Regions from separate parts of the Mus musculus genome. Here region 2 is linked to region 1. A link is a contact called in ENCODE Hi-C data. All regions are on one chromosome and are shown on one strand. The core of a region is the stretch at or near the end of the contact, and the rest is flanking DNA. Distances in the headings are between cores, read along the strand shown. Region 1 holds the start of H2-T22 (histocompatibility 2, T region locus 22). Region 2 holds the start of Lrpprc (leucine-rich PPR-motif containing).

Region 1 (7,364 bases), core at 3,593-6,092:
GTGTTGGATTCTCACACCAACACTTGCTAAAGGCATTCCAGCTTTGACACTTCACAGCAGGGCTCTCCAGTGGAAGGTCTTCCTGGATATAGAAGGCTCAGCTGCTGTCAGGAGCTAAGTGGTGGAGGGACTGTGTGATGTAAATAACAATACTTCCACACACTTAAGCAGTTTTTTAACCTTAGAACTTGAGGGAAAACACGCCAGGGCTTGACTTTTGTCAAATTTTCACTGGAAAATACAGATTTATCTTCTGCCTCTGAAAATGAACATCAAATCTACTGGTGGTTCTCACATTATTGGTGGTTTGGTTTGGTTTGGTTTTGAGGCAGGCTCTCACTATGTAGCTCTGACTGTCTGGAACTCACTCTGTAGACCTTGTCAATCCACCTGTCTCTGCCTTCCAAGTGCCTTGTTGAAGGCAGGAACCACTATGGCCTGCAGAGACTGCAATGAGGTCTCTGCCAGTTAGGTTGTTGGTGATCACACTTTGTGAAACCAAGGGCTCTTGGTTATGAGGATTCCCACACAGTTGGTTCTCAGCATCAGTTATTGATTTGTTTATGTATGTATTTATTTATTTAATGTAAAATTATCTACTTATTTAATATGTATGGTTTTCTCGGCCCAATGTGTGTCTGTGCACAACCTTCCTGCCTGGAGTCTGGGGAGGGAGTAGGATCCCCTGGAACTGGAGTTACAGGCAGTTGTGAGCTGTCCTGTAGGTGCTGGGAATTGAACCCCAGTCCTCTAGAAGAGCAACCAGTGATTTTAACCACTGAGCCATCTCTCCAGCCCCTGCAATATCAGTTCTTTTTTTTTCTGTTTTGTTTGTTGTTTTTTGTTTTTTTCCAGACAGGGTTTCTCTGTATAGCCCTGGCTGTCCTGGAACTTAGTCTGTAGACCAGGCTGGCCTTAAACTCACAAATCCTCCTGCCTCTGCCTCCCAAGTGCTGGGATTAAAGGCGTGCACCGCCACTGCCCGGCTATCATCAGTTCTTTTTTTTTTTTTTGGTTTTTCCAGACATCGTTTCTCTGTTGAAGCCTTGGCTGTCCTGGAACTCACTCTGTAGACCAGGCTGGCCTTGTGGCCTCGAACTCATAAATCTGCCTGCCTCTGCCTCCCACGTTCTGGGATCAAAGGCATGTGCCACCACTGCCCGGCTCTACCATCAGTTTTTTTTTTTTTTTTTTTTTTTTTTGGTTTTTCGAGACAGGGTTTCTCTGTATAGCCTTGGCTGTCCTGGAACTCACTCTGTAGACCAGGCTGGCCTTGTGGCCTCAAACTCAGAAATCCACCTGCCTCTGCCTCCCAAGTGCTGGGATTAAAGGCGTGCGCCACCACCGCCCGGCTCTACCATCAGTTCTTAACACACATAATGACAAGGGTATCATCAACCTTGCTGTGAATTTTGCTCTGCCCTCAGTAAACCTACAGTCATGTTCTCAGGCAATCACATGAGCTTTGGTGAACCATCAATATTCTAAACGAATTTTGCACACTATAACATGGCTTTATATAAAAAATGCTTTGTTTAAACATCAATATTTTACTACAAATTCATTATAAAATATACATTGTCATTAAATAAACTTTGATTTAAAAAATAGAATTGCCTGTCATTATATGCTATATTTCACAAATGAAGACAGATTTGTATAAAGGCAAAAATAATACTTTAAATGTCAAATGTCAGTTTAAAAATAACACGTGAGGATAGAAGTAAGTGTGCTGCTGGTCTAATGGGAATTCCTGAGCTTTCTTTAGTCTGAGCTTGGAAATGTGAATGTCAAATCTCTGGAATGTGACTCAGCAAGAATTGTATCAATCATACACATTTACAGCTCCTATGAAGTAACACAAGAGTGTGTAACTATCCCGAGCAGGGCAGTTTTGCAAATTTTGTGTGATGCTTGCCAAAACAATAAAAAATAAACGGGTTAAATTTTAAAAAGAACTTTATTTTAAAGATCTTTCAAGAAATTCTGACCGGTGTCTTCCTTTGTTTTCCCAAGTTTTCGTATTATTTGATTAAAGATAAAATAGAGAAGAATTTGATTAAAGATAAAATAGAGAAGATAGAGCAAACGTTCTTCTGACTTACAGGATGTTGGGTAACACTGGATTTTGGTGTAGGTTTTAACAGAGACAGCTATTTATTTCCTCGCAGAGGTAAAATTAATTCCTCCTGTGGAGAGGGGGTGTTCAGGACCTGCTCACTCTACTCCTGAAGGAGGGAGGCTGGTGGGTGAGCTGTGGTCTGGGATTGCATACTGAGCATACCGTACAGATTTCATTCTCTCTCTGTCACTATCCTGTTCTTTCTCCTTCCTCCTCCTTCCTCCTCCTCCTCTTCTTCATCTTCTTCTCCTCCTTCCTCCTCCTTCCTCCTCCTCCTCTTCTTCTTCATCTTCTCCTCCCTCCTCCTCCTCCTCTTCTTCCTCTCTCTCTCTCTCTCTCTCTCTCTCTCTCTCTCTCTCTAAAGACTGGCTCCAGAGAAGTCAGCTGCTCTGTCAAGAAAAATCTCAAGAGAGACCTAGGGCACAGAGGACTCCTGGGGACAACCAGCAGGAACCTGAGTCCTTTCCAGCTGCCATAAGAGGAAGCCATATCTCATGTGACCCCAGCTCTAGTAAAGCCTTGAGAAAACACAGCAAGAAGAAAAACACAACTATGACCTGGGAGAGCTCCTGAGCCAGGCTCACCAAACTCTTGATGTCCCACACTGTGAGAAGTATCAGTGGTTGGAGTCTCCAGATACTGTACTTGGCTTTTTGCTACATAGTAGCAATAACTGAGAAATGCAAATCTCCCACAATCATCCCGTGGAGTTCTAGGACTCTGAAATCCAGAGCTTTCAAAGATGGGGAATTATCCTAACTAGCCTTTCAACCTGCCCTAAGATATCATAAGGGAGTATTCTTGTCACCTTATTTTAAGAATTAAAATTCTCACAGCTAAATAGGGTGTTAACCCCTAACTGGGATTCCTATTATCCTAACAAAGGGGACTCTAGACATTGTTTTCTCTCAGCATCCATTATCTATTACAGCAGTGATTCTGAACCTGTGGGTCCAGCAACCCTTCCACAATGGTCACCAAACTTAGTTGGAAATCATGGATATTTACATGATTCACAACATCAGCAACATTACAGCTATAATGTAGCAACAAAAAATAACATTATGGTTGGGCTCACCACAATGTGAGGAACTTTGTTAAAGGGTCTCAGCTTCAGGAAGGTTGAGAACCTCTGCCAGAGTCCTGGCTCTTCTCAGTATCTCTAACCCCCACCCCCTACCCTTTGAACCTCTCCAGACCCTAAGCTTCACCCCTTTCCATCCCTCATCTTCTCAACTTTCAGCCCAGCTGCCAGCCAACAGCTCCCTTGGCTAGATGCTCTTGGCCACTTTGTTTCTTCTCCCTGTCCTGGTTCTCTCTCTCTCTCTCTCTCTCTCTCTCTCTCTCTCTCTCTCTCTCTCTCTCTCTCTCTCTCTCTCTCTCTCCCTCTCTCTCTCTCTCTCTCTCTCTCTCCTCCGACTGCCTTCCCCCATCTCCCTCTCATGGCCAGGTCTATTCTGCTGGCTGTGTTCAGTCTGAGCTCTTCCTTTTCCTTCACCACGACTAGAACTGTGAAATGGCTGTACCATTTTCATTCACTACCACCCTCACTCTAGCTCAATTAGATTTTCATGACCCCTGACAACCATTTCCCACACAAAGAAGAATGAGGCAGTGCTGGGCTCCTTCTCCCCAGCCCTCCCCCAATAACCACCCTGACTATTAACCTTCACAAGGTCAGTCCATCAAATGCTAGTTCAGTGAAGGGACTCTGCAAAAGTCATTAGGGCTCCGAACCAGCTGACTTTACTCTGAGGGACTGTCCTGATCAGGGCAAATATTAAAAGGACTGCGTTCTGTGCCCAGACCCACAGTGTGATGACTCTACACAGGAGATTTCCTCCAATGGCCTTCATAAAGCCACCCAAAGAACCCAAAGTCCATGGAGAGTAACCAACATTCCTGCTCTGCTCCATCCAGCAAGGACAGGGGACCTTGCCCAGAAACTGAGAAATGGAATCCTGCCACATGTTCCCTGTGAGCTTTGAGAACTCTGCTTCAGAGATGAGTCCCAACCTTGTGCAAAACTCCATAATGCGAGCTAGTCAACTTGGCAGGTTCATTGAGAAAATATAACTCACTGGTCCTTGGCAGTGCATGTCTTTAATGCCAGCACTCGGGGGTGAGAAACAGGTGGATCTCCTGAGTTTGAGGCAAGCCTGGCCTAAAAAGGAAAGTCCTGAAGGGAGACAGACAGACAGACAGACAGACAGACAGACAGACAGACAGGAGAAGGGATCTCACCTAGGTCTCCAGTGAATTCTACCAAAAAGCTGGCTATTGCCAACATGGGCCCTGGGATGTTTCCTTCTGGAGGAGTCCTGTGTCCCATGAGAGGGCCTGAGATCAGTGTGCAGTCTCCCCTGGATTCCACAGACAGCCTCTGAACAGGTCTCGGGAAGACGGAGTGAAGGAACAGCTCTTTCAGCGCTTTCTGGGCACTTTGGGAGTCTGTGCAAATCCCTGGCAGGCAAGGACTCTCAGGACCTCAAGAGGAAAGTAGCTGGGAGAGTCCCTAATTGGCTTAGTTTCACTTTCGAATCCCCAACTTCTCTTGAGTTTTTCTGCCTAGATATTGATGACTTGGCACTAGTTCTCACTTTCTGTAGGGCAATTTCTCCTAATTATTTGATTGGCTAATAACGACGACAAGAAGCCAATCGCTGGGCTAAGATGAAAAGGCAAGAAAGGAAGTCATGACGTGGGAGAAAGGAACGCCTTTTACCGCCCTGCTCTCTCTGCGACCCTCCTCTCCCCAGGCAGGGTTGAGAGCAAGAAGGTGCAGGATGTAGGCCTGCAGAATTGTCAGACCCAGTGGCGGCTTTTGCCACTGGAAGAATTTCCAACATAAAACAGAGGATCAGTTTGGGACAATCGATTCTGCGACCAGAGGTAGTGTCATTTGGTTACTTTTAAAATTCAGATTTTCTGGTGTTTTCCAATCACTCGCGACTGTAATTTGAAGTTGGGTTCTGAGATAATACAATCGCTGTCGCTCTAGTTTATAAAGCTGTCCAAGATCTGCCCAGTCCCAGATGTCCTGGGTCCTCAGGGCCGCTGTGGTCTGCGCCCTTCTCCTGCAGCTGGATGCCAGACCATCCTGGACTCGGATCCCTTTGGGTGAGTGAGACCGGGGAGGGAAACTGTCTCTACTGGGAAGGCTAGGGATAGCACCACCCAGTCTCTGCACCACCCAGCAAGATCCTCCAGCCCCCCTTTTTCAGCTGTCCCGAGCTTGGCGCCCTGCTCCCTTCCCGGCCCGCACTCCCGCTCGAGATCGAGATGGGGATCGAGGAGGAGGAGGTCGGGGTCTCATCGCGCTCCTCCTCCCAGGTTCACACTCGCTTAGGTATTTCTACACCGCTGTGTCCCGGCCTGGCCTTGGGGAGCCCTGGTTCATAATCGTCGGCTATGTGGACGACATGCAGGTCCTGCGCTTCAGCAGCAAGGAGGAGACTCCGAGGATGGCACCCTGGCTGGAGCAGGAGGAAGCAGATAACTGGGAGCAGCAGACTCGTATAGTCACAATTCAAGGACAGCTGTCTGAAAGGAATCTGATGACCCTGGTTCATTTTTACAACAAGAGCATGGACGGTGAGTGATCCGAACCCATCCCAAGGATGTACCAGGGTTGTCCATATTCACTAGACCAGAGTTTCACCCAACACATGCCCAGTTCCTCAAAAACCAAGAGTCTGCAGGGATTTACTTGGAGTTGGTCTGTGTTCTACTCGTGTTGCTGCGACAGGACTGACCACCAACTATGTCCTTCCTAGACTCTCACACACTACAGTGGCTGCAAGGCTGCGATGTGGAGCCAGATCGGCACCTGTGTCTCTGGTACAACCAGCTCGCCTATGATAGCGAGGATCTCCCCACCCTGAACGAAAACCCAAGTTCCTGTACAGTGGGAAACAGCACTGTACCTCACATCTCTCAGGACCTGAAGAGCCACTGCTCAGATCTGCTGCAGAAATACCTGGAAAAAGGGAAGGAGAGGCTGCTGCGTTCAGGTGCCCAGGGGAGCCAAACCATGTCTGTTTCCTTTAGGCTACTTGCTGGGAGTTTGGAGAGCTGGAGGTGCTGGGTGGGAAGAGAGGACTTGGAGTACAGCTCACAGTTGAGCACTCCCCAGCAAGCACAACTTCTGGTTTAGATCCTTAGCATTCGCAAAAGAGGAGAGGGAGGCAGGTGAATGGGAAGGACTTTTCTCACTCCTCCCCAAGTCCAGAGAGGCAAGAGGCTCTTGTGTTCCAGATCTGTGACAAAACAATGACTTCTTCACAGGACAACCCCTCTCTTACTAGCAAGAAATTCATTTTGGAGACCAATCTTTTAGTAACTGATCAACAAATTCTTGACTTGAGCAATGATCCTAGGCCAATTGGGAGCTATTTCTCAGAACTTGTTCTGTGCCCCAGACTTCAGTGTCTCTGGAGTCAGACTCCAGCTTTTCTCAGTCTCTTGGCCCTCACCCAGCTGAGGACCAGAAGCCCTTCCCATGAGTCTGCAGAGACCTGGAGCCTCCTGTCCATGTTGTCCTGCTCACATCCTAAGGCATCCCTAAGAGCAGATCCTCCCAGGAGCAGGTGCTCTAGCTGGTGTCTAGATGATGGACACCATAATCCCACCCCAGGATGGTCACATGAACACTGCTGAGTCCCCAGAAGAAAGCACGATGCCTCATCCTTTCAACTCTCTCCCTCAGACCCTCCAAAGGCACATGTGACCCGTCACCCCAGACCTGAAGGTGATGTCACCCTGAGGTGTTGGGCCCTGGGCTTCTACCCTGCTGACATCACCCTGACCTGGCAGTTGAATGGGGAGGAGCTGACCCAGGACATGGAGCTTGTGGAGACCAGGCCTGCAGGGGATGGAACCTTCCAGAAGTGGGCAGCTGTGGTGGTGCCTCTTGGGAAAGAGCAGAGTTACACATGCCATGTGTACCATGAGGGGCTGCCTGAGCCCCTCATCCTGAGATGGGGTAAGGAGGGTGTGGGTGCAGAGCTGGGTTCAGGGAAAGCTGGAGCCTTCTGTAGACCCTGAGCTGGTCAGGGCTGAGAGATGAATGGTCTTCACCTTCTCTTCCCCTCTCCTGCCCTTCCCTCCCTTCACTTCCCTTTGCTTCCCAGAGCCTGCATGGTACCAAAAGCCTTGGATTTGGATTGTTGCCATGGTTTTCATTTTGTTCATCATTTGTCTCTGTGTGGTTTGCATATGCATGAAGAAGAATGCAGGTAGG
Region 2 (7,364 bases), core at 2,393-4,892, about 49 Mb before region 1:
TCGTTCAGGTGTTGAACACCTTGCCCCAGCTGGTGCTGTTATTTTGGGAGATGGTAGAAACTTCAGGAGACAGGGCTTAGAGCAGTGGCTCTCAGCCTGGGGGTTGAGACCTCTTCAGGATTGCGTGACCCTTTCACAGGAGTCGCATAGCAGATATCCCACACATCAAATTCTTACATTAAGATTCATAACAGTAGAAAAGTTACAGAATGAAGTAGCAACTAAATAATTGTATGATTGGGGGTTGCCACACCAAGAGGAACTGTGTTAAAGCATCGTAGTATTAGGAAAGCTGAGAACCACTGGCTTACAGGGAGAAAGTAGGTCATTAAGTCATTGCCTTTGAAAGTTATACCTGGTCACCAATCTCCTTCTCTTGTCTCCACTTCCTGTCCCACATGAAGCAAAGAACCCCCTTGTAATGGCTTGTCCCAGGGAGTGGCACTATTAGGAAGTGTGGCTGTTGTGCCCTGAGTTCACGGGAAACCCAGACGAGCCCAAGAATTGCAAAGTCCACTGCATCTTGAAAAAGAGTCTTTCATTTTCAAGTTCAAACTCAGTTTGCCCACCTAGCACTCACTTCATGTATGTTGGCAAGCAACCCTGAGTCTAGAAAACATTGGGCTTATATACAGTATAGTTAGGAACAGTGTGGCCGGGCGTGCACCACCACACCCAGCTTCAAGGACTAATTTTATGGCCAGTCGTAACTGTCTGTGACCTGACCTCTGTTTACCTTTTTTCCCATGGTCTCCCTTGAGCTTGTTATTTCTCTAAGGTCTCAAGGACAGGCACCTGGAGTTTGGCTGCTTATCAGAGGAGTGTTGCGCGCCATTCTAACACTAGGGGAGTGGGAGGGAGGATGGGAGCCTCTGGCGGGGAACGCAGAGGCAAACTGTTTGTACAACACTGAAGTCTCTCTAGTATCAGTAATTCGGGGGTTACAACATGGCCTTGTTGGAGTAGGTGTGGGCTTAAGACCCTCATCCTAGCTGCCTGGAAATCAGTTTTCCACTAGCAGCCTTCAGTCTTCAGATGAAGATGTAGAACTCTCAGCTTTGCCTGCAGTATGCCGCCTGAATCCTGCCATGCTCCCACCTTGATGATAATGGACTGAACCTCTGAACCTGTAAGCCAGCCCCAAATATATGTTTTCCTTTATAAGACTTGCCTTGGTCATGGTGTCTCTTCACCATGCAGTAAAACCCTCACTAAGACTCTTCACATTCCCGCCTGCCACTATGATGTTCTGCTCAAATGAGGCAGGCAAAGGAAACATCGACCAAGACCTCTGAAAATGTGAACAAAAATAGACCTCTCCTCCTTGGAAGCTGTTCACTGGGCCACTGTGTCACAGTTACAAGTAGCTAACACAGGCTGGTGTGGCGATGGGGTGTCGGCTGGCAGGTTACTTTGCTGGTTGTTGTGGTAGAATACCTGAAAGGAACAGTGAAAGGGAGGAAGGAGCTGTTTCAGCTCATGCTTTGAGAAGGAATAGAATCATGGAGGGAGGCCTGGCTGCATCACATTGCATCTCTAGCTGGAAGAGAGAGATGAGCTACTGGGGCTGCACTTGCTTTGTCTTTTTATCCACTCTGGGACTCCAGCCCATGGAACGCGCGCGCGCACACACACACACACACACACACACACACACACACACACCACACTCATAACACACACACACACCCTACACTCATAACACACACACCCCACATACATACCCCACACATAAACCCCACACTCACACACACATACCACACACAAACCTCACACTCACATACACACACCACACTCATAACACACACACACACATGCACTCAAACACACACACACACCACACTCATAACACACACACCCCACATACATACCCCACACATAAACCCCACACTCACACACACATACCACACACAAACCTCACACTCACATACACACACCACACTCATAACACACACACACCCACACACACACACATTCACAGACATACTCAGGGTGGGTTTCTCACCTAAAACCCTAACACCAAGGAGGCTTCCCAAAAGCCCGTCCCCAAGGCGACTGATTCTGAGTTCCATCATGCTGACAATTAAGAGCACACTTCACAACCGAGGAGTAGAGTTTTAGGAGTAAACCCTTAGAAAGTCCATCATCATAATTACTTCCACCAACCTCGTTTCACATTTGCATCCAGAGCCCTAGCCTTCCTTGGGTGTGGCAAATGCCTGGACTCTCTGCATTCTGCTGGTAGGTTCGTTTCCCAGCAACCACCACAGCAGCTTGTATCTGTCTCTAACTGCACTCCCAGGACATCTGAAGCCCTCTCCTGACCTTCAAGGGCACCAGGCACACTTGTGGTTACACACATACATGCAGGCAAAACACTCATACACATAATAAAATAAATATATTTTTTTAAAAAAGCAAATGATTTTGCGTCACACCTACACTCAGTGGGACCCAGTGGTGTCATTCACATTCAGGGTGGGTCTTGCCACTTCAACTAATCCAATGTAAAAACTCCCTCACTGGCTTAAAGTCTGGTTTCCAAGGTGATAGTAAATCCTATCAAGATTAATCACCACAGACCGTAACCTACCTTAATCTTTTATTTATATCACAATTCTTATGTTTCTTTAGATGTACGGAATTTTGTCTAAATTGAGATCCCCCCCCCCATGTTGTATTCCCAGCATTCCAAATAGTGCCTGACACAAAATATGTGCTCAATAAATAGTACTAATGCTGAATGAGAGAATGAATTATATTCTATCATAGTGCTCTATAGTAACTCAGAGTAACTTCATCTTGCAGGGCGGTATTAGCTTCTCCAAAAGAAAGCTAAGCCAAGTTAACTCTGAACGTATATCCATTCAATAAATGCTCAAAGCACGAAGTGTCTTCAACTGATCACGAGCTTCCGCCATAAAAGAGGCTGCATTCTCATTCTGGGCACTCTGAAGTTTGTTGGCTAGCAGAAGAAACAGCCACATGGGAAAACTTGCAGAGGGAGAATTTGACTGTTCACTTGGTAGCAGTCAAGGAATAACTAAGTAGAGTGGAAACCTGTTCCCGGGTTCACACGAGTGCACAGGGAACCCTTTCAGTATGCGAGCTCTGTGAGGGCAAGAACTTGTTTTCCTAGCTCCAGACCTATCCTCAGACAATTGCACCACTCACTACCTTAGTTGCTTAGTGCATTAACTGGAAGGAGCGGGGCACTGAGAAAAAGAAACTTCAACCTTGACATTTAAAATTATACGACCTTTATTAGAATCCATTGATTTCATGAAGCGAGGCACTTAGGATGAGTTCTGTATATTTATCTACCCCATCCCCAGTCACACAAATAGCATGTAGCTAACCTGGAGGTCCACAGCCTCCCAGTTCTCTTCGTCAAGCTTTTCTCTGGCCGCCGTTTCTGAGAGCTACGGCAGGAACTACGTCACTGAGCAGCTAGGGCAGCGGCTCGGTAGCAACCGAGGCGCAAGGCTGGAACGTCGTAGGCACCCCGGGATCTGCACGGTCGGCCCTTCCCAGCAACCCTCGGTGTCGCTCCTAGTTGGCCCCCCACAAGCCCTTGCGCGCGCATGGGCGGAGCCGACCTCTAGTGGGCTCTACCAACTTCAAAGTGGAGGGGTGTTGTCGCCAGGCTCGCTGAGAGCCGGGGCGCTGGACAAGGGAACAGGGACACTGTGAACGGAAGACAAAAAACAATGTATAGTAAAACAGAAGGCGGATCCAGGGTATCCCGCGAACTCGGCTTGCCTCTCCCGTGAGCCTTGGCGGGGATCTGCCTCCTCCTCCGCTGGACGCCCTCGGTCCTTAGTTTGTCCCACTAGGGGCGACCGGGTCGTCACGTGCTCCTCCAGGTCCTCTGCAGGAGCGTGCATCCTATCCTGCCTTGGGTACGCTGAGCCATGGCAGCCCTGCTGAGACCCGCGCGTTGGCTGCTCGGGGCCGCGGCGGCCCCGCGCCTCCCGCTGTCCCTGCGCCTCCCTGCGGGCGTCCCGGGCCGGCTGTCCTCCGTCGTCCGGGTCGCGGCTGTTGGTAGCCGGCCGGCTGCAGGGTGAGTACCGGACCCTTCCTCCTGACTGGCTGCGGTGGACGGGCTGGTGTCCTGCTCGTTTGCTCCAATTCCGTGGTCCCGGCTTCTCAGGCATGAGGCCACCCCCTCCCCCATGCTTTGCCAGTGGTTTGGGGTGACAAGGTTGAGAGTCTTGAGAAGGTCATGGTCGAGGGCATGGCTGGCTTCCGGCTTGCTGCTTGAGGTCTCTGCCTGCTCTAGCTTTGGAAAGGCCCGTGAAGCTCAATGGCTTTGGGGGAGTGGATGGGGCTGAGGTGGGGACAGGCGTTGTGCCTTTCCTTAGGAGTACCCTTCCTGGGTGCTCTCGCACGCTGGTGACCAGTAACCTGCTAGTCTGTAGTCTTACGAGGCTTTGGTTTTTCATTTTCTTTTTCTTGGGATTGGGGTTTGAAGTTCTAGTGATCTAGGGATAGTTTAGAACTTGACATTTGATCATGGCCAGTTCGGGTTTTTGCTTGCGTTGTGCTGAGTGGAATTTTCCTTCAGTATTTACACAGATGTCATGGGTTGGAGATTGTCACACTAGAATGGATTAAAGGACGCGTGCAAGGTGCTCTGTTGGGATCTATGTACCTACTGCAAAAACAAGTTAAGTTCCTAGTTAGTGTCATGTATTTTTGTGAGTATATGCCTTTCTGGATTGAGGTTATAGGGAAACAAGTATGTTCACTTAAAGAACATAGATATTCTTGACAACTGATAAAGGAAGGTTGGGTGCTTAGGTTTTAGTACCGGAAAGAAATTGACAGTTGTACACCCCACACTAGAACTTTGGGGTCTAGCAAACAGACTTAGGAAGTATGATCTGGAGTGGGGAGCCATGGACTGAGGGTGCTTTGGCTTATTTGCATTAGGCTATTGGACAAATCACTCAGCAGCCCAGGCCTTAAGTTTCTTTAGGTACACAGGTGGACACCGTATAAGGTTAGGACTATTTCATGAGATACAGGGCTTGATGTATATTATAATAACACTGTAATAGAAGTAACTGTCTTCACGGGCCAGCCCGGCACGGCGTATAACTAGATAGATGAAGGAAATGCTTCATGATGTCTGAACAACTTGGTTGTCTTTGGAGAGATGCTTATTTGTAAGTTAGGGTCTTGCCTCTATTTTTGTGGTAGGCTTGAACAGTGAAATCATGCCCTAACTTTCATGTCTTCTGAGACAGCAGTGCTGGTTCCTTTAGCTTTCCTCTAGTGACTAGAATCTAGTCCTTCACCCGAGGCCCCTCGGGGCCAGGGCTAGTGCTGCTACAGTGCAGGCATTGATGTTTGCTGTTGGGTTTGGCAGAAACTGAACACATTTTAGTGACACATCTGTGTGTTCATCAGACCCGGGTTCCACTTCCTCGCTGCATACTCGGATGGACCTTTGACCAAGCTCCCCTGGTTCTGACTTGTCTGTAAGGGAGGGCATTGGGTGTCTTTGTAAAGCTTGTTCAGTCATTCAGCATCCGGGTGTCTCTTCAGAAGCTGTCTCTCCCACGATCCGAAAAACTGGCTGCATGGGGTCAGCCAGCATGGTGGCTCATCAAGAAAAGGTACTTTCTCTGCAAGCCTGGTGACCTTTGTTTGATTGCAGGACCCACATGGAAGGAGAGAACGGCTCCCACAACTTGTCTGTGACCTCCACAGTATCCATGCACATACAAAAGATAAATGGAAGAAAAGCTGTAAGCAGTAACATGACTATGCCGGGGTGACCCACGCACGTGTTTCCCCACACGCGTGTTTCCCCGTAGAGAGGAAACTGCTCAAGCATAGTACGTGGTCTTGTTAACGCGTGTTAGGTCATGGCAGCCAGTGAAGTAGTATTTGTTCTCTTTCTCTGGACTTTGAACACTTTCCGGCCAGTCTCCTATCCCACAGCTTCTAAGCCTGTGTGGAAAACACAACCTTTCTCAGGATTCTATTTATTCTAGAAGCGTCCCACTTGCTCTCTTTCTTGCCCATGGTTTCCTGTCTCCTTTGCTAGCTTCTCATTCCCTGTCGCACACTGTTTTCACACTGCACCTGAGGCTTCGTTCCATTTCTTACTTTTTTTTTTTTTGATACAGTATCTGTATATAGATACCTGGCTGTTTTGGGACTTAAACTCACAGAGAACGACCTGTTTCTGCCTTCCAAGTGCTGGAATAAAATGTGTGTACCATATGACCAGAATCTTAACTATTTAGAAAAAAAATATTCTTTCTGTTGTATGTGTTTGTGTGTGTGGTGCCTTCAGAAGGTGTCGAGGCCCCTGGAGTTGTACTGACGTGGGTTCTGGGTACTGAACTTGGGTCACTTGGCAGGAAGTGTTCTTAACTGCTGAGCCACCTCCCCAGCCCCATTTACATTTTTTAAATCATAGAACTCATGCTCCTTGAGGAATAATAATCTTCCTTAACTGTCACCCAGAGAGAGCTGGTGTCATACCGTTAGTGTTTCCAAAAGTCATTTATGAATGTGTGGCTGTGTGTTGGTTTTCCTTGAGTTTTGCTGGAGACATGGTAGTTATCAAGTGTGTTCGGGGCTTGAGTCTCTGACAGAGTCTGCCTCTCTTCCTCTTCTTTTCAGGATGCCCCTTTTCTGGCACCAGGAAGGCACTGTCAGTTCTGCTTCTCAGGATTGTTTTGCGCCTGCCTTCTTGCTGCTGTGCCCGTGTTGTACATTAGATGCTCACGTGCTTAGAGGCTTGGCCGCAGCGGCTCCTGCCTCCTCACTCGTGTGTCCTCCTTGTAGCTGACCCTTTCATCTCCAGCGCCTTAGGCACTGCTTGCCCCTCTAGCCTGGCAGCTGCATTGCTTTTCCTGGAGGTGGATCGTCAGTTGGATAGCTCCTTGCCCAGCGACAGGTACTTCAAACCCAACACGTCTTGAATGGAACACAGCTGTGAGTGTTGCCTTTTCTGTTACTCAGAAAGAGCCCACGCGTGTTTGTGCTTTGTTGTTGTTTTGTTTATTTTCCCACATACATCTTGTTGTCCCCTTTCATTAACAAATGATAAAATCCTGGGAGCTCTTCTTCATCTGGAATGGGTGCCTCCTCTCTGGTGCCCCCATCATCCTTTCCCCAGGGTTCCTGGAGAAGTGGCCATGTCATTTCTGTTTCCAGAGCCACGGCCCGACAGCTGCTCTCACAGGTGTTTTGGAAACTGGAGTGGTCTCACGCCTTCTGTCTTTCCATGTAAGCTGTTATCCCTGCCATAGCTAAAATGATCATGTGAACATGTGGAGACTGACGTTGGAGACCTGGCCAGGGTCTAGGACCCTGCTTGTCTTAGCAAGCCTGCGGACGAC

Evidence for each region. Hi-C counts contacts between places; a loop is a spot of excess contacts on that map.
Region 2: a loop to region 1 is called in a map of T-helper 2 cell, with 19 times the contacts of the local background. The contact joins the promoter of Lrpprc here to the promoter of H2-T22 in region 1. A Hi-C loop is called at or near these places in 3 of 37 maps with a recorded cell type or tissue (T-helper 1 cell, T-helper 17 cell and T-helper 2 cell).

What each region holds. Positions count from the first base shown.
Region 1 is chr17:36,040,220-36,047,583 of GRCm38, reverse strand. H2-T22 (histocompatibility 2, T region locus 22) reads left to right here and starts at 4,842. Exons shown (of 9, transcript NM_010397.5): 1 at 4,842-5,242; 2 at 5,456-5,716; 3 at 5,899-6,135; 4 at 6,831-7,106; 5 at 7,255-7,359. The coding sequence starts at 5,158. It overlaps Gm6034 (predicted gene 6034), which reads right to left and starts at 4,623. Exons shown (of 3, transcript NM_001034909.3): 1 at 4,367-4,623. The coding sequence starts at 4,454.
Region 2 is chr17:84,787,064-84,794,427 of GRCm38, reverse strand. Lrpprc (leucine-rich PPR-motif containing) reads left to right here and starts at 3,642. Exons shown (of 38, transcript NM_028233.2): 1 at 3,642-4,063. The coding sequence starts at 3,915.